Regions from separate parts of the Homo sapiens genome. Here region 2 is linked to region 1. A link is an interaction called in ENCODE POLR2A ChIA-PET data of the cell type or tissue named here. Cell type or tissue: MCF 10A. All regions are shown on one strand. Links, peaks and the distances in the headings refer to the core of each region. The heading gives the core; the rest is flanking DNA.

Region 1 (12,679 bases), core at 4,665-7,164:
GAAAGTAAATTTTACTTTGTGTTCCTTACTCGAAGCATTCCTTTCCTTAATACTGATTTACCTATGTGGGAGGCTGGCAACACAAATTCCATGCTGTTGAAAAGGAAACGAAGGTGGAAATATTTAGCAGCTCACCTACAGTGGTTAGTGACATCACTCAAGTAATGACACCAAGTGAAAAATCCTTCTCTTCCATCCCCAAATTCAGGACTTTCACTATTTCTTGAATTAATTGACTGTTCTTAATTCCATAGCATTTGACTTTGGAATTGAAATATGTGGTATTCGATGCAGTTCATAAAGCAGGCAGGTAGCTCTCCATGTGTGTAAGGCCTCCTTAAACTACTAGCTTCTGTTGTATTTCCCTGCCTCAAGCAACTTTTCTCTGGTGGGAGAAGGTCAGGGTTGACACTGAATTTCTCAGTGTCAATCCCACCTACTTTATCCCACCTGAAGCTATTCTTAAGAAAATAAAGCAACCCTGCCTCATCCTTGGCACACTAAACACAAACTCCAATCTCATCTCCCCTGGGATGGCCTCTATGAACTCTCAAGCCTGGTCAGATGATCCTCCTTTGGGTCTCAAAGTACACTGGGCTTGTCCCTTGTCTATTTTCTTCAGCATGTATGTATCTTCAGTGCCTAACAATGTGCGTACTATTTATTAATCAACGAATATTTATTGGGCATCCACAATATATCAGGCTTTATTCTAGTAGTTGTAGAAGTTGATACTTGAAACATGAATGAATGAATAAGATTCCCAATTCCATCTGCAGATGGGATTAGGAACCAGTCATATACCATAAGTTTGGGCTCTCCCAGGCCCATCAGGTTATAATAGCTTCCATTAACCTCCACTGTTCTTGTCCAGCCATTATAACTGGGCCTTTCTGAAATTTTCTACTAGTTCTTTAAGCGTTTGTTTACAGCTACAATTCTGCACCCTAATCCACTTGGCAAGAAAAGAGCTTTTGCTTATTTCTTGATAGTCTCCTTCTCCTAGGGGCTGTGTCTAGCATAAGTGTTATGAGCCACCTGAACCATGATGCCTCTACCCATTGAACATCAACACAGCCCCACCCATTGTCTACAGTGGCCATTTCAATGTCCATTATTCCTAAGCCTCCTGGGTCACCACTGCCACCTCTCTCTCAAGAGATGATCTCAACTTCCATCATGTAGAATAAATAGAAGACATTAGGTACAAACATCCTCAAATTTATATCTGTACATCTTCAAAATTATCTGCCCCTATACCTATTGTGTCCTTATTTCCTATTTTCATTATGGAAAATGTCTCTCCTCTGCTGGAAAAAAATTAAGCTCCCAACCTTAGTTCTGGATCCCATTCCCTCCCTCTGTCTCTGGCTTTGAAACACAACTGTTATTTGAATGTATAAGTTCCTTATAAATCAGACCTATTAACTTTTCATATAGTACCTAAAAATTCTCTGTAGTAGTTGAGAAGGTAACAAAGCAATGTTCCCAGTAAAGGTTTTTATAAACCATAGTTTCTCCACCTCAGCACCATTGACATTTTGTAAGGGATAATGGGGAAGCCAGGGTGGGTTGTGGGGAGCTGTCCTGTGCATGTAGCATCTCTAGTCTCTATTCACTAGATGCCAGTAGCACCATACTCCTCAGGTTGTAACAACCAAAAATGTCTCCAGACATTGTCAAATGTCCGTTGGGGGGCAAAATTACTCCTGATTAACTGAGAACCACTATTATAAGCAATTAGAAAGCAAAATGTAGGATTTGAGAGCAAGATCAGAGGCTTTAGGTATCTGGATACAGAATCAACCTGAATTGTGTTTTTGAGTTTGAATGCCATTAACAATAAAACTTTAAGGGTCAAAAATATACTACATGGTGAAATTGTGGTAAAGAATCAAATGATTAAAAATTCAGCTAGGGGTCTAAGATAAAGTTATGAGCGATAATGAAATAGCAGATTGAGCATAGAAAGACCTTCATTTTGAAAGATAACATAATGATCAAGAGTTTGATCTTCTCTATTTGTTCTTTGTATAGGAAGGTTTATTGTAAGAAAAGGGACATTACACAAAGCTGTGAAGTGATCCAATCTTTCACAAAATTCTCCAGATGAATGCCTATAAATATCCTCCTAAAAACATTTATGAATTCCATATTCCTGATAACAACTGTTACCTCCTACTCTGATTTGTAGAAAATTAAGGCACAGAATAAGAAGACAGGAACTTTCAAATAGTATAATAAAATAGAGTATGTTTCTTATAATTTAAAATGGTTCATTACTGTGTTGCCCCGCTTACTTCATTTACTCGTACTTGCTTTATATACTAATCAATAGGTTAAATATGTTGTTAGTGGTCACTCCTACTAAAAGTTAGGCAAAGGGTCATTAAAAATACATATAAAATAACCCTCATACTAATCTTATTTCCATGAAAAAGTTCAATTTCATGTTTAACACGTCAACTCATTAATTTTTCCAGAAAGGGAAACAACTTGATAATAACAGAATATGTTGTGGTTAAGAGTGAGGGATAGAGTCAAACTGTGGAGGTTTGAATGCCAGACTCCCTCTCCTTGCTGTGTGACCTTGGGAAAGTCACTTACCTTCTCTGTGCCTACACCACACAATTAGAAGAAACAAAGCATGTGGAAAGCATAGTGTCCAGCATGTCCATAACTATCACCATCATCATCATCATTATCATCATCATAAATAACCAACCCTACCCACTAGCCACTGCATAGAGGTTAACCAACATACCAGTCAAGGACAGGGTTTCTGGATCTAGCCAGAGCTTACCACTGAGAATGATGACCAATAAATATCAGCTTCCTTCCAGATGCGCATCTGAGGCTCATTATTATCTGCTTCTGGCATGGTTTTAAAAGTCTCTCAGGAGCTTGCTCATAGTTGATTACTATACCCATTGTCAAAAAAGGAATTATCCAGAAATTAGCACATTCTTCTTCAAATAATATGATCTCGGTTTTTTTTTTTTGAGACGGAGTCTCGCTTTGTGGCCCAGGCTGGAGTGCAGTGGCGCGATCTCGGCTCACTGCAAGCTCCGCCTCCCGGGTTCACGCCATTCTCCTGCCTCAGCCTCCTTAGTAGCTGGGACTACAGGCGCCCACCACCACACCCTGCTAATTTTTTTTTTTTTTTTTTTTTGTATTTTTAGTAGAGACGGGGTTTCACTGTGTTAGCCAGGATGGTCTCAATCTCCTGACCTCGTGATCCGCCCGCCTCAGCCTCCCAAAGTGCTGGGATTACAGGCGTGAGCCACCGCGCCCGGCCTTTGATCTCATTTTTTAATTAAAAAAGTAACATATAAAAAAAGTACATTGTAAAAAGAGGTAAAGAAAAATATATGGAAATAGTGATCTCATTAATTCATTTTACACTGATTGGATATCTACTGTATACAAGGAGGGATTTTGTTAGGCATTAGACAAAAAGAAAAAGATGAATATAATACAGTACTGATTATCAAGCAGTAGAGACATAAAACATATATTAGATACCAAATTCCACATCAGAAGTATGAATTAAGAGCTATAAAAACACAGAGAAGAAAGAGAAAATTAAATAAAATATGGGAAAATGGAGAATTTCCTTGGTTTTAAGGAAGACATACATAGGACTACTAATGGGAGGATACGGATTAGGAAGATTGAGTTTCCCATCACACTCAGCTAAAAGTCCTCTTCTCTCCCCCTCCTTAACAACCACAATTTTTGTATAGGAGATATAGTAAATATCAAAGAAAGCCATTAGAATAACCAAAAAATTTACAAAAGGCAGCATGCTGAGAAGCACATGTGAAAAAGAGGATTGGCCCATTCACTTTACAAAGTGAAGGATTTTACAGGGTGATTGTGTACATGGGACCATAACACCAACCAGAAAATCCACTGTCACCTTTATGCTCCAGTGCCCACCTCTTACCACATGAATGAATGTGGTCCCAAACTCAAGGCCCAAACTTTATTTTCTATAAGACCATTGAGGTTCTCATTATGCTTGGAATAGCTCCAAGATAATTAAGGTAAAAAATAAATAGACCAAGTTTATGTAATTTCATGAACCAACCTTCCCTTCATTTTGTGGTCTGCTTCACTGTAGGCAAAATTCAACTCAAGAATAAAGAGCAGCAAATGTTTTCACAGTGTGTCTACCCCTGGTTGCCAGCCAGAGCCATGTTTTCAAGCCCTGTGAGAGTGTAATGATTTGACTTTCTTCAGAAAGAGAAAATCAGCAAAATAGTTCTAGTTTTGTATCTACTCTCCAGTCCCCACCTTCACTTGTTTGCCTTTCTGTATATCTCATTTATGCATTTTCTCCGATACTTATTTTTCAGATTTCTAAAACAACCTCGAACATATCTATTGTCCTCTCATTCAGAGTAACCTATGGAAAAGCACCATGCCTAGAGGGAACGTGGCCCACTGAACCTAAATAGCAACTTGGAAAGCCTGGTTCTGGAATAGAGTAAATCTAGAATTTGATTAGTACACCATGTGTAGCAGAGCAAAGTGATGAACTTCTAAAAGATATTGTGAATTTGGAAAAAACAAAGCAGAAGGGATAAATTGTCCTAGTTTATGATATTATCACAAGCAGTTATAGTATTATGAAAATTAAAACTAGTCTCATTGAATAATAACAGATACAAACAACTAGGGGTCAGTTTCTGGAAAGGCCCCTAATAAAATCAAACACAATTTTCTATTCTTCTCTGAATTACATTTAAATTTATTCAAGAAAATTAACAACAACAACAGTAACAGGTAAGACTGGATCTTTTAGTTCCCACCTAAAAATAAAATCAAATGATCCAACAACTCCTCTCTCAAAAGTCAGGTTTGGGATCATATACAATACGAATAGTAAGTGTCCACCTTAGTTTGCACTTTTCCATGATTCAGTAAAAACTCTTTTTTAAAAATGTCACATTTCGTTTCTTGCCTCCTCTACCCTGTGAAGGCACTGTAGAGTTACTATTTATAGAAGTAGGAAGATGGTCTTATGGAAAGAACACTGGACAGATCTAGATTTTTATCCCGACTTTACTCTGCAAACTTAAACTAGTAATTTAATCTTGTTGAATCTAATTTTCTCATTTTAAAATGGGGACAAAAGGATTTTTCCTTGCTTTACTTGTAAGGTTTTCATGAGTATCAAATGAGATAACATATATAAAGTGCTTTTAAAAAGTATAATGTTTTTGTACACTCTTTACTAAAGACATGTAATGAGGCACTTACTATATTTTATTCATATTTTTTTCAAGCTATTTTAAAACACATACATATGCTTAATTATCACAATATACTATTTTATCAATTCTTTTAAAGTAACCAGCATACACTAAAGCAGGTTAAGCTCATGGACTTTTGAGTCAAACTGCTGCTTACTAGGGCAAACCTCTTAGTCTACTTCTCAGTTTCTTAATCTATAAAAGGGTATATAATACTAGTACCTCCTGTTAGGACTAATCGGACTGTTGTGCATATTAAATACATTAAAATCTGTAAGGTACCTGGAACAAGGACTGTTGTACAGTAAATACTGAAAAATTAGTTTTTCTAAGAATAATAAGAATCTGAAAAGATATGTGAATCAGCTGGCATCTTTATCACCAGAGGAGTTAGATTTACATATCAGACCATGTGATACATTTACTCTCTCAGTGGGGACAGTGGGGGGGATGTAGTCACCTGTTTCTCTTAAATCCACTTATATATTCTATCCAAAAAGAAAAGATCACAAAAACCTGGAAATCCTAACTACCTTTTTTTTTTGCAATTGTTCTCAAGAAAGAAAAAGGATATAAACAATATGACTCACTAGCAAGTGAGAGGATGTAGCCAAACTCCATATTCCAGGCTTCTACTTCCTGTAGGTGGTTAACTTTTTGATTTCACAATGCTTAGTCATAAGAAAATGGAAGCAGTGGTTAAAGACATTAAATGAGAATGTGTCCTCATAGTTCCTAGTCCAGAGATCCAAAATAATTTATTATGCCTGGAAAAGAGCAAAATAGCCTCATGGTCCTCATGGACACAATAGAGCCCTGTCTTAAGAAACATCTTAGGTTTGCTCTTTATCTTATCAACCTGTGTTTCAACAACTGTCAGCTAAATTCTGAAGACATGACTGGGATATTAGTTATGCTTCTTATTGAAAACTCTAATTGTTTTGCACCATTTTTATCCCTGTATCAAAACACAGTAAAAAGTTACCTTCTCTATGGTAACTAAGCAACAAAGACATTTTTTTTTCTTCTTAAGGGTTTCATGAAGTTACATTTTTTATCTTTTAAGACTAAAATCCTTTCTTTTTCCTAAATAATCCAAATAATAACTAACACTAATTACTCTCTGGGTATTACTTTTAGTGTCCTTCATAAACTATCTCATTTAATCCTCACAACAACCCTATGGGTCAAGAACTGATATTAATTCTATTATACAGATGAGAAAACTGAGAATCATAGATGTTTAATAATTTGCTCGTGGGGATGCACTCAGCAAATGTGAAAGCTGGGATTTGAGCCCAGGTAATCTAGATTAAGAGTTCATGCCGATGTATACATGAGTATGAACCTCATGAAAGAGATAAAGAGCTAAAAAAAATCAATAAGGCTTGGTGACTGCTTAGATGTGGTTGGAGGGGTAGCTATGAAACATTCAAATAAAAGATGAAGAATAAGGGAAAGTTTAGAAAAGAGTGAAATAATCAGTTTGACCTTGAACATGTAATAAATTATTGAACAGCTACGTAACAGAGTGGTTAAATCAAGAACTATTAATCTGTCTTCTAGCTAGGGTCCTGGAGGAAAAATCATATAAATTTTTTAATTATAAAAATTTAAAAACATATTCTATTTATTTAAAGACACTTTTAAAAAGTAATAATGTCTAATAAAGAAAAGCAAAATTATTTATTTCTTCCACAAAGAGAACACCATTATGTAAAAAATATTTCTTGTACTCATACGTATGAATGCGTACACACACACACACTACATAATTGTATTCATCTTAGGAAGTTCATGATTTGTTTTTCTTATTTTCTAGTAGCTAGCATAGGGCTCAGTATGTATGAAACAGTAACAAATATTTGTTGAGTCAATGAATGATCCCAAATCTATCCCCTTTTCCTCCATTTCCCCAGCTACCATGTTAAAATCATTCTTCCATGCTATTCTAATAATCTTCAGGTGGTCCCATTGCCTCTAGTTTCATTTCCCTTGAATTCATTCCCTGAATTGCTGTCACAGTTATATTATTATTATTATTATTATTATTATTTTTCGAGATGGAGTCTCGCTCTGTCGCCCAGGCAGGAGTGCAGTGGCATGATCTCCGCTCACTGCAAGCTCGGTCTCCCGGCTTCACGCCATTCTCCTGCCTCAGCCTCCCGAGTAGCTGGGACTACAGGCGCCTGCCACCATGCCAGGCTAATTTTTTGTATTTTTAGTAGAGACGGGATTTCATCGTGTTAGCCAGGATGGTCTCGATCTCCCGACCTCGTGATCCGCCCGCCTCGGCCTCCCAAAGTGCTGGGATTACAGGAGTGAGCCACCGCGCCTGGCCCACAGTTATATTATAAAATGAAAATCTTCCTACATTTTAATCATGAATCTTTGATGGCTTTTATTGCCTATGAAATAAAATGCAATTCCTCACCACTCAAGAGTTTTTCCAATTCAGTCCTAATCTGCTTTTCAGACCCGCCTTCTGTGATTCCTATCTCCACCCTCATCCTGTTTCAGGCATCAACCTAGTCACATTAGACCACTTACAGCTCTCAAAATACGCCACGGAGCCTCACTCTTGCACCTCTACTCATGCCCCTCCTTCGGACTGAAATATCCTGTCCCGGTCTTCCCCATCAGCCAATTATTTGATTCATCCTTCAAAGACAAACTAAACAAAAACAAAAACTCTTCTGTAATGTCTTCTTCAAACCCTTTCCCTATTTTCCAGACAAATTAATTGCTCTTTCTTGCATTTCCAGAGAAATAGTCCCTACAGTTACAACTACAGTTTTGTAAAACTGCAGATCCCCTGACCTCTTGCTCATAGAGATTCAGATTCAGTAGGACTCAGGTGGAGACAGAAATCTGCTTTTTGAGCAGCACACAACATCCCAGCCTAAGCAATGCTACTTCAGAGCCAGACTGAACTCTGGGTTGTTGAGCATTAAGCATTCTCCTTAAAGCCTGACTCAGAATCATGCTAGTAACAATCAGAAGTAGAGCATGTTGGGCTCCATACTTTCAGGTATTAGCAAAGCCAATCATTGTTTTTGATATGTTCTATAGGTATGCATCCTGGGGAAGTAAAATCAAGCTCTGCTTCTTCACGTTGTTCAAACTAGCAGGGAAACAGAGGGATGGAAAACATAAAGCAAGACAAAAGCACACTGTTAAATATAAACAAAAAAAGAAAGGAAAGGACATGTGGCACGTAAGTTGACCTCTAAGTTGCCTCTAGAATATTGCGCTCATGGAAAACAAGTGAGGAGGTAAACTAACACAATGGAAGTAGTTATGAGCGAATATAATTTGGAGCCATAAAGGGCCTTGGCTGGTCCCAATCATCACAACTGTTTTCCTAGAATGGCGTCAGTAGTTCTAACCAAGTCATTTTGAACCAAATTCTTAAGATTTTTCCCATTAACAAAGATATGTGACTCCTTTTGAAGATTTCAGTTCAAAGCAACTCTAAAATCCATCCGCTTCTCTCTTGGATACAATATGCTCATTCAATGAGTAAGTGCCCAGAGAAGAAAAGTGCATTAATAGAATCTTTAGAATGAACAGCTTTAGAGACAGAAAGACTGTTAAAAGATCTGCTAGACCATTCTTCTTAATCTTTTTTATAAGAGTACATGTGGAAAAATGATATTAGTATGGCATATTGGGGTAATGACATGAGACTGCTAGAAACTCAAAAAAGTGACTAGCAGGAGCTCAAGTAGTCCCAGACAACACCTAGGGATCAAAAAGATTAATACATCCTAGAACATCTATAATACATATTACTTGGGAAGATATAATTGATAAACTAATGCAATTCGAGATGAGAAAAAGCAAGCCCTACAGAGTGGCATGACACCCCAGAGGCTAACAGCGTCACTTAGTCGAAGTGCTAGCTTTGGGTTTTCACGTGCCTCTTAACAGTGATGCCAATCAATCTGCCATTGAAAGTTCATCCATTCTGACAATTGTTGGAATCATTTCAAGAGATCCACAATTCATTAAGGCACTCAGCATTGGTAACAAACTGAAAAAAATGGTATCTCCTACAAATATCTGTACTATTTTCCAACTGTATTTAAATGCAAGTTGGAAAAATAAAAGAAAAATTCATGTCTTAGGTCATTGAAAAAAAGTTAGATAAAATATTAAAAGCTCTTTTAAAATGAATGGAAGAGGCTCTCAGGAATTAAGTAAGAATCTAAATTTAGGGAAATAAGTGAGCACTGCAGCAACTGGGTTCCCTGGGAGTACCCACACATCCAGGCTGCCGGGAACTTTGCATTTTCAGAGAGCAGAGAGTTTCATTAGTGACCACCAGCACAGAAGCCATGCGCAGGAAGGTCAGCACATGGAAAAGAGTTCACTAGAACAACATAAGTAAACAAATGACCCCTCACACAGGAAGGCAGCAAGCAAAAGTGTCTGGCAAAGATTTGACTGTGGGAGAAAAGGCTCTCCTGAGAATCTGTACCACTGGAAAGTCCAGACATGAATTTAGGATCAAAATTTGCACTGTTTACATGGTAAGGAAAATTACAAGCTGAAAGTTTTCCTTTCTGGACTCATTTTAAACTAGTTCCAGACCTGTAATGTCTGCAGACATGTGGCAAAAAGAAACACAGATTTTCCCTAGAGAAATGAATCCACAACCTTGGTATTTATTAGAAAAGTGCAAAGGATTGTGTTTTATTGCGAATACAACTTCAGAATCAATTTTAAAAAATCACAAAATACATTTGAACTAAGCCATTGCATGCAAGTGTCACAGAAATAATAAACAACAGAAACTTGAATATTGGAAATGTACAAATATAGGGAATATATTATAAATTTTTTAGAAAAATTATGTGTTTAAGGAAAAAAATTTTTTAAACAAGAAAGAGGTAAAAATATGACTAATCAGCAAGAAATCAGGCAGAATTTGAGGGCAAAGTTCTCCTAGAAGTAAAAAGTATAATAATTAAAAGTAAAAATTCAATGTAAAGGTTAAATAACTTGGATACAATGGAGTAGAGAATTAATAAAATGGAATGTTCTTCTGCAAAAGAAGAAAAAGAATAAAGCAATAGAGATAAAAAGATGCAAAATATTTTAAAAGAGTTGAAGACACAAGAAGAATAGAGTGAGAAAGTCCAAAATATCTAATCAAAGTTTCAGAAGGAGAACCCGGCAAATTTAACCAAAAAAAAAAAGTAATATGACCATAATTAATATCAGTCAAAATATTCTTTAAAGGAAAAAAATACTAATAAGAGAACTCTATAAAAATAAAGAATATAATAAAAAGAGATCACATTTGCAAATTTACATTGTTTAATATCATAGCCTCAAAATAAATTGCATATAAATTTTAAAACCTATGGAGAAATTGACAAATCCACCAACACTGTGGGAAATTTTTAATACATATCTCTTAGCTATTAATGCATAAAGTAGGTAAGGAAAACCAATAGGATGCAAATAATTTGAACAATAAAATCAACAACTTTGATTTAGTTGATATACATATACAGACACTTGCATTTAGTAATTGGAAAATATACATTATTTTCCAACACACACAAAAAAACACTTGCAAAAATGGGCTGTGTCTTAAATTTTTCAAAGAACTGATATCATACAGAACACATGTTATGACCATAATGTAGTTACATTAGAAAATGTGGCAGGGATTCTGATTCTCCTTTCTGTGCTAGGCATACAGTTAAATCACATTTTCACCTTCCTTGTATTTATGAGACTTAGCTCTGTCCTTATGAATGTGGGCAGAAGTGACGCATGTACTTGCAGGCCTGACCACAGAATATCCTGTGAAATCTTCCATACTGTTCCTTCCTCTTCATCAAAAGCACACAGGGATACTTGTTGAGAATGTTGGCAATCTCAAAGGGAAGGAACTTGCTTTCTGTGTCATATATAGAAACATTTATGTTGGACTTCGAATGAATAAGAAATAAACTTGTATTGTGTTCAGCCCTCTCAAATTTGTTTTTTTTTTTTTTTACAGCTGAGAGCTTATCATGAAAACACATAAATTAAAATAATAGCTAAAAATAATTATTTCTGTTTGCAAATTTTTAAACACAATTCTGGTGATTCAGGAGTTAAAGAGAAAGGTATCATAAAAAATTTTAACTACCATAACTAAATAATAAATGAACCCGATGAAAGTTGGAAAAGGAAAATAATATCAAAAAGAACAGAAAGCTATGAAATAAAAAAAAAAAGTCAAGTACAGAAGCAATAAAATGAAGTGTTGGTATTTGGAAACATTGACAAACTGAACAAACCTCTGGTAAGATTGAATAAGGGAAAAAGTGATGAAGTAAAAATAAGCTACTAGGAATGAGAAGTGGGAGTACTGCAGGTATAACAGAGATTTTTAAATTAATAAGTGAATGCTTTAAAAATTAAAAGATAAGAGAGACACTGATTGCCCTTTGTTCTGGACTGTCTTATCAGGGATGTCTGTATAGTGAACAGCCTTAGACAATATGGTATCCTCCTCTGCAGCAAAGAGCAGTTTAATTTATTGTCTAATATAAAGAAGGTAGTGTCTCTTTCAGAGGAAAAGGCAGGTTTACTTACTGCCCAATATAAACAATTCAGTTTCCCCAAGTTCAGGGTTCTCCTATAATGCAACCCATTACAGTGTATATGCAGGCATCCATCTGAGCCCATCTGCATCACCCCCATGGGACTTAAGAGACAAGAACTGATGCTAATACAAAACTCACGCTGCTTGCTCTTCCTTAAGTAAAGTCCTTTATCTCTGACCCAGGAGTTCATGTCTTCTTCCAGCATCGTGGAACTCCATCCACGGAACTAACATGTTGGTTTCGTAAGTAGGGTAAAAATTTCAGCATCTTCACGGTTCTTGACCTTCACAACATGATTCTAAAATGTATATGGAAGAGCCAAGATAAACCAAGATCTTCTTATAGAGGAAGAACAAGTGCTAGAAAAGATGGACAATTCAATAATTAAGCTAGGACAAGTGTTATCCATGTGAGTATAAAATTAAATTGGATTGACTGGCGTGGTGGCTCACGCCTGTAATCCCAGCATTTTGGGAGGCCGAGGTGGGTGGATCACGAGGCCAAGAGATCAAGACCATCCTGGCCAATATGGTGAAACCCGGTCTCTACTAAAAATACAAAAATTAGCTGGGCGTGGTGGCAGGCACCTGTAGTCCCAGCTACTTGGGAGGCTGAGGCAGGAGAATCTCTTGAATCCGGGAGCTGGAGGTTGTGGTGAGCCAAGATCATGCCATTGCACTCCAGCCAGCGACAGAAGGAAACTCCATCTTAAAAAAAAAAAAAAATTAAATGAAATTGGATTGCTACTTCATACCCCATAAGAAATTAATTTCAGATGGAGTACAGTCTTGAATGTGAAAGAGGAAA
Region 2 (12,679 bases), core at 4,755-7,254, 390 kb before region 1:
TCGCACCCCCAAAACAATTATGATAGTAACATCCAAGATCACTGATCACACATCACCATGACAGACATAATAATAAACAGGTTTGAAATATTGTGATAATTACCAAAAGGTGACACAGAAACACAAAGTGAGCACACACTGTTGGATCAACAGTTTTTGAATTCTTGCCCCACTCCCTCCCTCCCACCTCAAATAGTCCCGTGTCTATTGTTGTCATATTTATGTGTAGCAAATGTTTAGCTCCCACTTATGAGAACATGTGGTATTTGGTTTTCTGTTCCTTTGTTAATTTGCTTAGGATAATGGCCTCCAGCTGCATCTATGTTGCTGCAAAGAACATGCTTTCATTCTTTTACATGGCTGTGAAGTATTCCATGGTGTATGTGTACCACATTTTCTTTATCCAGTCCACCATTGATGGGTACCTAGGTTGATTCCATGTCTTTGCTATTGTGAATAGTGCTGCTATGAACATGTGTCTTTTTGGTAGAATGATTTATTTTCCTTTGGGCATATACTCAGTAATAGGTTGAATGGTAATTCTGTAATATAATTTTTTAAAAAATTATCAAAGCCAGGCATGATACCCTGTAATCCTAGCTATGTGGGAGGCTGAGATGGAAGGATTACTTGAGCCTGAAAGCTGGAGACCAGCCTGGGTGACATAGTGAGACTTCATCTCAAATAATAAAAAAGTGGAAAAATAAAATAAAAAAGCATTCCCTAAAAATTCTTACACAACTCGGCCGAGCGCGGTGGCTCACGCCTATAATCCTAGCACTTTGGGAGGCTGAGGCGGGCAGATTGCCTGAGCTTAGGAGTTCGAGACCAGCCTGGGCAACAATGGTGAAACCCCGTCTCTACTAAAATACAAAAAATTAGCCGGGTGTGGCAGCAGGCACCTGTAGTCCCAGCTACTTGGGAGGCTGAGGCAGGAGAATCGCTTGAACCCGGGAGGCGGAGGTTGCAGTGAGCCGAGATCGCGCCACTGCACTCCAGCCTGGGCAACAGAGCAAGACTCCATCTCCAAAAAAAGGAAATTCTTACACAACTCATGTATTCTTGAGACTGCATCTGTAATCCACTTATAGTTTCCTTAATGAAACACTAGTAATTTGTCTCCCCAAATTGACTTTGTTCTTTACGTGATTCAAAACTAGATTCTCATGTATTAAGTTTGGATAACAATGGCTCTGGAAATGTTTATGAGGGTACATTTTGGAAATCGAGGGAGTTTAGCCTGCACAAGAAACATGATAGGGATATGTCTCTGAACTATCTGAAAACTGCTATTCATTGGAGGAGGAATTCACCTTGGGAGGCTGAGGCGGGAGGACTGCTTGAGCCCAGGAGTTTGTGACCAGCGTGGGAAACATGGTGAAACCACATCTCTACAAAAAATTAGCCAGGCACATGCCTGTAGTCCCAGATACTCAGGAGGCCAAGGCAGGAGGATCACTTGAACTCAGGAGGTTGAGGCTGCAGTGAGTCATGATCTTGCCACTGCACTCCAGCCTGGGCAACAAACTGACCCCCTGTCTCAAAAAACAACAACAAAAAAAGTGATGAGAATATTACTTTCCCAAACAACCATTTATGAACAGTTCTGTTAGAAAATTATATTTGGTGGACTTTCCCTAAAACTTCTCTTTTTGGTACAAGTACTCGCTTGTCTTTTGAGGCCAAAGGTAGATTGAGATCATACCTGCTTTCATTCCACACTAGTGATTCATAATGGCAAACTCCCTAAGTTCTTTTTCTAACATGTATTGTTTCCAAGAACGATATCCTGCATATGCATTTGTTTTTTGGACACAAGTCTAGATGATTCTTAATTATTCTCAGTCTACTACCATTATGTTAGACTTTTAGAAGTGAACCTTCTAGGAAAGTTGCCATTTGGTAACCTCAAAAGATGTGCCTTCAAAAAGTGAGTGAACTCATTTCTTTTTTTTAAATAATGGTTCCTTAACATTTGAAATACAAGTTCTTGTCTTTGGTTTATATATTATTGAGGTGTTGGTTTTTAGCATTTAAAGTAGTTTAAGCTGCAAATTTCTCATATGGCAAATTTATTCTAATCTCTGAAACCATCTGTTAATTGGAATTTCTATAGCATTTAAAGAGCTTGATTTGGAGGATGTCAATTACGATACTGGTGGCATAGTAGCAAATCCTATTAGGAGTCAGATTAGTCCTAGTTTTTATGATCCTTAGCAAGTTTAGTAAAAAACCTAATAAAACAATAACAGCAATGAATACTTAAATAGCAGCACTATGTGTCAGACACTGTTCGAGGCCCTTTATAAACTTTAATTCTTGAAAAAACTGGAGGAAACAGACACAGAAAATTTTCTAACTTCCCCTGGATCACACAGCTAGTGGTGGAACTAGTATAGAAACCCATGTCGCTGGGTCCAGAGCGACATGGGTCTGAGCCGTTGTGCTCCACCAGCTCTTCCAGTCTGGGGATGGGGAGCACCGTTTCAGAGCAGCACTTACACCATTTTTGGCAAGTGGTCATTCAGGACTCACTGGAGCATTTCCATTACATATTGGGTTTCTTCTACCATGAAAGCTAACCTCACCATTTATATTATATTCCCTCTGTTTTCCAAGGGTCTTGCTCTTTTGAATATTTTTTCTCTGTCTTCAATCTTCAACATTCTTTGTAGTACAGTATTGTCACTATCTATATTTTTTCCACATAATACTGGCTTCTTTCCACCAGCATTTGAATGGCAAATCCCTTAAAATTTAAAATTTAAAACAAATTTAAAATTTAAAAAATCCTCCCCTTTCTGTGATCCACCCGCTCGTCGCCTCTTGAGTTGCCTCCATTCTGCCTCCCCTTCTTCAACCTGTTCTAATCTAGCCTTTAGCCTTACTGATTTAGAGAAACTGCTCTTCACCAAAGTCACCCATGACCTTTTACTAATCCCAACAAACATTTTTGTCTTTGTCTTTTGGAAGCCTGTAACTTGGCTGCCCACTCTCTTCATGCACCCCCTCTTTTACCTTGAGGTTTGTGACATCTTCTAGCCAAGTTCCCTTCTTACCTCTCTGGCCCTTCCCAGTTTCAAGGTTTCTAGTGACTCTCTGCCCTAGGGATTTGCTTCCTTCCCACTCTACAGAGTCAGCCTAAGTTTTTTCAGCCACTTGTGTGGCTTCCTTTTCTTGATATATATGTAGATGGCTTGCAGATCTTTAGCTTACAGCTCTCTGCTGAGCTTCACACCCATATTTTTAGGTCTTATAGTTTATCTCACTTGGATAGCTTGCAAGCTACCTTAGATATGTACAATCTGAACTATACCCTTTACATACACACTGACATACACAAGCTGTTTTTATTTCTGTTTCCTCTCAGAGAATCATCTGTCTACCCAGTTGCTCAAAACAAATCGTTTTCTGACACTTTCTCTTCCCTTACATCACCTCTCCCCCAATTCCCCCACCCCCAACAACTAAATACCATTATTTTAATTCAGGCCATCGTGAACTCAAATGTACTATTCTGATAGCCTCCTAAATGGTCTGTCTGCTGCAAGTTACATCACCTTACAACCCCAAAGTGATCTTTCTAGAGTGATCCTGCTGCTCCTGCTTAAATTACTTTGAAGGTCTTCACTTTGTCATTAGGATAAAGTCCAAACTCTTCCTTGGCTAAGCCTCACTCTACTTGCTTCTCCAACTTTATCTTTTACGACTTTGTCTCTCCTTGATAGTTCCAGTCAAGTTTAAGTTCTTTAGTTTACTGAAAGGGTGATGTGTGCCCTCTCCACTCTGAGCCTTCATGCTTATTTTCTCTTCTGCTGGCATATTTACCAATACTGCCAAGTACCTGGCAAATGTTTACAATTTTTCAGGTCTCATCTTCAATGTAACTTCCTCTGGAAAATCTTTACTGACTACACCTTGCCCCCCCAGCTAGACCAGGTCAGATATCCCTGCTGTGTGCTTACTGTAGCATTTCATGGCATTTCTGAAACTTTCCTGTAATTGTAGAGATGGCAGGGACTTTGCTTGTACTGTTCACTGTTGTCTCTCCAGTATAGCGCCTAGTGTTTGGCACCTAGAAAATGTGCAGTCAGTATTTGTTAAATGAGAAGATACTACTTCCAATGGCATATTCTTTGAGCACCTAATTATTTAGAAGTTTCTTGTGTTAAGTGGAACTTTGTAACTTCTTTTTTTTTGGAGTCTAGCTCTGTCTTCCAGGCTGGAGTGCAATGGTGCGATCTCAGCTCACTGCAACCTCTGCCTCCCGGGTTCAAGCAATTCTCCTGCCTCAGCCTCCCAAGTAGCTGGGATTACAGGTGCCTGCCATCACGCCCAGCTAATTTTTTGTATTTTCAGTAGAGACGGGGTTTCACCATGTTGGCCAGGCTGGTCTCAAACTCCTGACCTCAAGTGATCCACCCGCCTCGGCCACCCAAAGTGCTGGTATTACAGGCGTGAGCCACCGCACCCAGCCTGTCACTTCTATTTAATGATTCTGGTTCTATACCCTAAGGAACACAAAGAACAAATCATTAGACAGCCTTCAAATGAATAAAGGAATGTGCTCTGTGCTTCTATTTCACATAGGGCATGGTGCCTAGAATTGAACAAGCGCCTAGGTGTGGCCTGACCTCAGAGTAGAGTGGAACCATCACTATGCTCATTTGACAGCCTATCCTAGTAATAAGGTAGATTGACATCATATCTGCTTTCATTCCACTAGTGATTCATAATGGCAAACTCCCTAAGTTCTTTTTCTAACATGTGTTGTTTCCAAGAATGATCTCCTGCATATGCATTTGTTTTTTGGACACAAGTCTAGGAGCTTACATTTCTTCTTGTTAAACTCATCCAAGTTGATGATGTTAAACTCATCCAAGTTGATGATGTTAAACTCATCCAAGTTGATGTTGAAGCAACATGCCAGTTGGCTAACATGGGGGGGATTTTAGTTCTGTCACTGTATTTGTTTTTCTACCTACTTCATGACATCTAATTTATAAATAAATCTTACTAGCCATATAATCAGAGACAAGGAACTTAAGCCTGTTTCTTCATGTGTAAATGGGGCTGATAACAGGATCAGGGTTGCTGTGAAGAATACATGTGCATATGTTCCCAGAAAACATAGTGCAGTTCTTGGGACACGATATGTACTCAATATATGTTAGCTATTATTATTCATATAATTGATAACAAAGTTGAATAGGGCAGGTAGAGGCAGATGCCTTTGTGACATCACTCAAAATCATTCTTCTAGGTTTAGACATATTCATTAATAATGGTTTCATGTCGCCCATTTCTATTTATTTTGCCCACAAAAACATTTTAGAGAACTTTGAAATGCCTTTCTCAAGTATAATATGATGTTTCTTAGATTTATTGCCTAGTACTCCTCAACCCTCAAAAAAAAAGAGAAAATTTTGTTTTCCTGATTTGTTCTTAGTGAGCTACCCAAACAACTTTTTGCCAAGACTTTTTGAATACTACCCTTATTTCTTTTTAAGACCTAAAAATACATAATAAATAAATAAATCTACCTACTAAGATTATACGAAGTGATTTATTGATACTGGTTAACATCCATTATATACAGGTAGAAACTTTCAAAATTGTACAAAGAACCATTAAGCATATTGATAAAGACAGTTTTACAGACAAAACAACTGGAAAATAGTTTTAACATACACAATATATAATTATGAAAAAAATGTAGAACACATATTGTTCTACCAGATAAATCCCAAGGTTATTAAAAGTCTGCTATGCAGACCTTAAGTTGAAAAATGTGTTCAATGGAGTTACATGGTTTTAGAAAATTAAGTATAATGTAAAAATTAAGCTTTTTTTTCTCATTGCAATTGGGAGAGGAACTGAGACAACTTTTTACCCCAAATCTATACAGTTTGAAAAATAATTTATATGTCTAGCATAAAGAAAATTGAGAATGTTTATGGTTCTGTAAACTTTGCCTTTTATGAAATGCAAACCACATCAGTTTTAAAAATTAGAAACTGTGCAATCAGAAACAGATTGTTCCCTTTATGGTACAATTGTACCTTAATTGGCTTTATACCTGAGCACCAAAGCTGAAGTTCTAAATGCCATCTCTTCCTGGAAAGTTATTCTGAAAATGAGCAAGAAATCAAAACTAGCCTATTATCATCTAGAAAATTAGGCACCAAGAAGGAGATTATCTCCTTGGAAATGCAACATCAATGACAGAGAAGTTTCAATTAATTAAGCAGCTGACAGATCTCCTTGTGAACACAACAAAGGAAATCCACATAAGAAGAGCCTCCGTAAAGTCCTTTGTCTTCTACCAGGAACTGTCGGAAAACCATTTCTGGTTGTTCTCGCTGCTTTACAATTGTGAGCTAGGAAAAAAAAAACAAAACAGTAACAGCCCCTGGTTATAAACATTATTTGAAAATGGGTCAATTTTGTCTATTTCAATTTTGGCAAACATTATTGAATGCCCATTATGTGTGAGGCTATGGAGGATGATGGGAAAGTGCCTGATATCTAGAGTGGAAAGAGGCATGGACCCCGAAACCCCAAAACCTAAGACATACAATTTTAAGTGGCAAAAATGAAACCTAAGCAGAGTGTTACGGGAAAGGCTTCACAGTGATAGTAACTGTCCCCTGAGCCTTAAAGGATAGGGGTAGGGCTAGAAAGTGTTCCATACTGGAATACATGTGCCATGTACCAGAGATACAATTATGGCTGGCATGTAAATTATCACAGGCTTCTTCTAAAAGGGACAAATTATCATCATAATGAGTTTGGGTTTCTGTAGGAAATGTGATCCAGTGAAGGTGCAGAAGAATGAAATGAGAGAGTTAAGTGGCAGCAGTATGTACAATACATTCGTGAGATGAGGGACACTAGATAGGAAGTGGTTTGAAGTGTCTGGGTGGGAGATGATCAGGTTCTGAATTAGAGCAGTGGAGGTGGAAAGGGGGTAGATTGGAGAGATGCTAGAGAGGTTAACACACAGGGAAAACAGGGAGAACTCCTGTCCTTTGCTCATCATGATTCTCTAGACCTGTGCTGTCCAGTACAACAGCCAGACACACATACTATTGAGCATTTAAAATGTGGCTCATCCAAATTGAGATGTGCTGTAAATATAAGATTTCTATATTTTCTATATAAGATTCTAGAAAAAAATAGATTTCTAGACTTAGTATGAAAAATAAAATATAAAAATATCTCAATAATTGATACAGATTACATATAGAAATTATATTTTAGATATACTGGGTTAAATTAATTATTTAAATGAATTTTTTCTTTTTAAATGCAGTCATCAGAAAACACAGAATTGCATATTCATTTGCATTACTGGAGAGTGCTGCTCTAAGAAGAAACCCACAGGGAAGAAGCCCAGAAGAGAGGCAGTTTTGTCATGAACACTTTGAACCCTTCTTTCTACACCTGTATTCCTACTTGAGGAAGTCAAGGTAGATGATCTGAATTGTCATAATTTCATATTTATTGCGCCACAAGTGGGGTTAACTGAGCCACACATGCACAACAATGCCTCTCCACCTGCCTCCTGTGTAATTAAGAGGAGCGAGGGTATTTCTCACTTCTTCCTCTCAGGAGGTAAACCCACCAGAAAGGCCTGCAATAGGGAAACACATGCAGTTAGCTGCTTCACCAGCTGCAGCAGGGAAGGTATGTGCAATTTTGGCTAGGAGGGCAGGGCCCTCCCTACTTTTGCATTCTATGCTTTTTAGTTATCAAGCAGAGAGTAACTCTGTCAACACCACTTGCTTTTTTCCTTTATAACGTTTCGGCCTGGATCCAAGTCTGTTAGGTTTTAAGTTGCCCCGACCTAGTAAAAATAATAATATATAAGAACAACTGCTGTTGCCACAACTCAGCTAATTCCATGTGGATACAGATATGTGTGATGCCTTGGCTTTTGGGTGTCAGCTCTAGGTACTGGGAGTTGGCACTGGAATAGCTGTGTGCATAGGCAGATTCCACTCCTACATGGGGAAGCAAAACTAACCCTTAATGAGATTTCTCCAAAGAAGTTTAAGATTTGCCTCCTGATGAACCTGAAGTCAGGATTCTTTTCATTTTATGTTTTATCCACCCTCTCCCACATGCCACTACAACTTTACTATTGTCCATGATTGGTAGGGGCAGTGTGGGTCTAGCCTCTGACACAATTCAGACTGAGGCTGGGCAGGATAAGACATTGAAGGAGGAAAGACTTGAAGTTCCAATTTCTTTAGAATTTACTTTCTTTATGGAAATTAATGGAAAGAAGGTCAGATTGCTCATCTGAGGTATTTTCTATTGCTGCCATTCACTTGGGTTTTTTTTTTTGTTTTTGTGTGGTGCTCATTGTACAACCTCCTCTGACAAAAGTGTCTCGCTATGAGCTGAGGTGGTAAGTAGAACAGGGAATGAATGTCAGCCTTGGGAGAAACTTAGCTTTAAGCTACAGTGATTAATATCCTATCCTACCATTTGATTATCTACAGGTGTCAGGATGACACAGAAAGTATAGTGGAAGGTCTCAGGGGAGTGGAGTCATGGAAGTGGTATTGGCCTGTCTTGACACAGTGATGGTCGTCTCTTCAAGGGGCACACCCACACCAATAAAAGGAAAGCATACTGGTATGGATTGGTAGATCCATCTTTATTTCCCCGCTTTACATTTCTAAAGGGAGGGGGATGGCCCTATAGAGTAGGAAGAGAACATTAAAATAATCACTGCTTGTCACCTCCTTGCTTCTTGTGTGCCTTCTCCAAGGGAAGACTGGCTAACTCTGAATGTGACATTCTCTGGGTCACCTTACCAGAGGTCTTAAAGAATTAATGTGCTTCAAAAGCCAATCTCATCTTTCATTGGCTGACTCACAGGGAATCGCTAAAGCATGGGAGTGATTAGGAAGGCCCAGGTAGAACATGTTGAGCGAGAAGAGAGCCATGATACAACCCTCGGGGAATACCAACTCTTAAGTGGCAGATGAATGAAGAGAAGCCTATGAAAAAGAGTCACTGAGAAAGAAGAATCAGGAGCAGGGGATGTTTTGAAAGCTGACAGGAGAGAATTTGAGGAAGTAGTCAACCTTGTAAATGCATAAAAGGATTGAGAATCAATTGTCTTTAGCAATTTGGCAGTTTACAGAGAAGTGGAGAGATGAGAAGAAGGAAAGAGCAGTTAATATAGACTTTTTCAAGGAGCTTGGTTGTAGAATGTTTGGTATATTGCCGGTGTTCAATAAATATTTGTAGAATGAATGAGGAAAGGGAAGCAGAATCTTGGAGAAGTGGCAGCTTCTATGAAGGTAGATTTGAACAGCTTGTAAACTGGAAAAGGGCCAATGGGAAAGGAATAATCTAGAAAATACAAGTGGAAGGAGAGAGAATAAAAAACATTTGGAGCACAGAGAACTGTGCAGGGCAGGACTAGAATTTCTCAGGAAGGCACTTGGTTTCGGTCATCTGTAGATATACTGTGGTAGAAATCTTTTTTTGTTGTTGTTCCCCACAGAGAATAATCTGACAATAAGGTCTAAGAGGACTGTTTTTGAAAAAGTAATTAGCATAACCTGGAAGGTAGCAGTTCCTTCTAGATTTGATTTTGTTACTCTTGATCCTTCCATACCAACTCTTTTCTCCTACCTAATCTTAACCCTTTAAAAGTATGTTTTCATTTCCTTTGTTTAGTCAGTTTTCAAGTGTCAGAGAAAGGGTGGAATGCTAAGTGCACTGGGACTAAGCAGCTAGTACAAGCCCTGTATCTGCTATGATCCAGTTGTGAGACCCGGACCAAGCTAGTGAGCTCCTTTGAGCCTCACTTTCATGTCTGTGATGTGCAGCTACAGGAAGCCAGGTATCTCCCAGATTCCTTTCAACTCTGACATCTGTAGATTTTAGATATTTCTAATTCTTTATAGAGATAGCACTCTATGAACAGATGGATACATTTGCAGATAGTACATAAGAAAATCTGATTCTTTAAGTATTCAAGCTAAAATTGTTTTATCACACAGGTGCTTAATATTTTATTCACATATAATATTTGAAGCTCACCCCCAGATGGTTTTATAACCAAAGCTGACATAACTTTGATAAGTGGTTGGAACAGGTGGGAGAAAGCAGAGGAAAGTTTAATGTTTTTCCCTGAAGGAGGAACTACTGAGCACAAGGATGATCTCCATGCTTAGTCTTGCCTCTTTTCTGCAAATGCCCAGTTGGAGGGATGCAGTTGCTGCAGCTGGGATGAAGGTGAATCATTATTGCTGTGCATTCTAAATACCAGTGGCTTTCAGTTTGCATTTCCTGAGACTCAAGATTTGGTTACATGTTTCTAGGGCATTCAGAGAGAATGCCCTAGAAAAACGTGTAACCAAATCTTAAGAGAATGTGTTTAGTTTGAGCCTTGTCTGTCATCTCTAGGTCCTGCCCTTAAACTGAACCATAGGTGCTGTGTGGTGTGAAAACTGTTCTAGAAAAGTTGTGTATTCATCCAGATGTCATTAGTTCAATTTACCTAAGCTCTACCTAAAGTTGATGTTTGCATGCATGAGTTACTTTCACAGTTACGAATGTTGGTTCAGATTGACATCACATTTACATTTCAGGAGACAACTGGCCCCATAAATACCCTGGCACTTGTAGACACGTGCCTCCAGCTGAGTGTCTTATAGCTCTTCAGTAAGCAGTGTTACACAGCACATCATCATCATCTATACATTCTAGATCCCAGGAGACTCTAATATTGAGCTTGGGAAGGAAAACAAGTAAGTATCTGGAACGTGGCAACAACATATAATTTTCTTGGGTTCTAGACATATTAAAATTTTTTACTCAAACTCAGAAAAGGCTAGAAGGGCTTGGAAGGACAAGAATAACAAAACTTTTCAGAGATTATAAATTAAACATTGTAATAAATCAAATTTTACAAATGTTCTAAATGATACTTTTATAATTAAGTAATTTTAGGCACCAGAAGAAAAGTCACTTCAAAGTCTGTTAATGGTACCAATTGCTATTAAATCATGAAGTTAATACTGACTTAAGATACCCCATAGTTAACCCATGGTAATAGCCATTTATGTTTGTGACTGGTAAGTAGGTAGATATACTTAGAGGTTAATGTGAGGTTTTTTTAACTTTTATTTTAGATTTGTGATGGTGTGAGTTTTTAAAATCAAAGATCACGTCATAAAAATATAGGGTGTGCATGTTAAGTCTTTAATGAAATTTTTAACATTTGAATAAAGGGAAAAATAAAATTGCTTTCTTACCTTCATTGAATATGGCCTCTTTTGTTGGATAATACCCATTATCATTCTGAGTTGTTGAGAGTATGGGTTTCCCACTTCAGGCAGCAATGTCTTAGATTTAAGAAAATCAAAGTTTTAGTACAGTTTATAACATTTAGATAGAAGTAGCAATATGAGATTATCATAATGTTAAAAACATAAAACCATGTACTTGAACATTGGTGTAGTTCATTACCTGAAAACCAAAACTGTGGGGAAAATGCACTAAAAATTATTGGCACCCATTCCCATAATTGACAGAAGACAATTATTTCTGTCTTTTGGAAAAAACTCTTCCTCTGGAATTTGACACATGTACATCACTGAAATGATACAGCACAGACGTAGTCAGCCCTCTGTATCCATGGGTTCTGCATCCATGGATTCAGCCAACCACAGACAAAAATATTATTTGTAAAAAATGCATCTGTACTGAAAAGGCATGGATTTTGGGTTTTTTTTGTCATTATTCTGTAAACAATATAGTTTAACAACTATTTACATAGCATTTTATATTGTATTAGGTGTTATAAGTAATCTTTTTTTTTTTTTGATAGAGAGAGGGTCTCACTATGTTGCCCAGGCTGGTCTTGAACGCCTGCACTCAAGCAATCCTCCCGCTTCAGCCTCCCAAAGTGCTGGGATTATAGGTGTGAGCCACCGTGCCCAGCTGGTGTTATAAGTAATCTAGAGATGATTTAAAATATATGGGGGTATATGTACAAGTTATATGCAAATACCATGCCATTTTATATGAGGGACTTCAGCATCTGTTAATTTATAGAGTATTCTGGAACCAATTCCCCATGGATACCAAGAGACAATAGTATATGTTTTATGCAAACAACTTCCTGTGAAAGTTTGATCCCTTTTCAAGATTCAAGGCTATGTTGCGAGAGAAAAGAATGTACTTTGTTCCTTCAGTGGATGGAAAATTCCATCCAAGTACTACTGTTCCGGCATTAAAACAAACTACCAAATGTTGATTTCTCAAAGGGAATGCAGCGTCTTAGATAGCCCAGAAATCTGGTTAGTGGTCTACAGGCCAATCCAGCTGCACGTGGCATCCAGGTGATATGAAGGATTTTGACTTACATTTCTTCCGTTAAGACAGAGTAAAATGCTAATGTTTGCTTCTCAGCAAGAAGATGCCAACAGCCAATGCATCACTGTGAGTTGGCCAGAGAACATGTGAGTTAGAATGTTTCACCATAAACCTCAAGTGTCAGGAAAAGTTTATGGTCAATGTTTTTCACAGGAGTAAGGAAAGCAAAAAATTCATTATTTACATTCACACTCCCATCCCCTATATGCATTATGTGGCATATTATGGTAGATCTATTTATTCAACAAACAACGTAAGTATTCTTCATGTA

Evidence for each region. ChIA-PET counts read pairs that join two places held together with the same protein. Peaks named below come from ENCODE experiments on the same cell type or tissue, not always from the same donor. Only the 100,000 strongest peaks of a DNase experiment are listed, where the experiment ranks them.
Region 2: POLR2A ChIA-PET joins it to region 1 with 5 read pairs; 2 of 35 experiments call an interaction of 5 or more read pairs at or near these places.

What each region holds. Positions count from the first base shown.
Region 1 is chr4:119,107,523-119,120,201 of GRCh38, forward strand. The region is part of intron 2 of LOC102723967 (a long non-coding RNA gene); the gene reads left to right. It overlaps LOC105377395 (a long non-coding RNA gene), which reads right to left. Exons shown (of 5, transcript XR_007058251.1): 3 at 12,460-12,579; 4 at 12,011-12,170; 5 at 10,591-11,178. Among named protein-coding and RNA genes, the nearest start is that of MYOZ2, 22 kb to the right of the region's middle. In MCF 10A, for the core only: no CTCF peak of the experiment used is centred there; a DNase peak (open chromatin) is centred at 5,889.
Region 2 is chr4:118,717,276-118,729,954 of GRCh38, forward strand. SEC24D (SEC24 homolog D, COPII component) reads right to left here. Exons shown (of 23, transcript NM_014822.4): 22 at 11,286-11,375; 23 at 5,548-6,380. The coding sequence ends at 6,240. Among named protein-coding and RNA genes, the nearest start is that of METTL14, 38 kb to the left of the region's middle. In MCF 10A, for the core only: no CTCF peak of the experiment used is centred there; no DNase peak of the experiment used is centred there.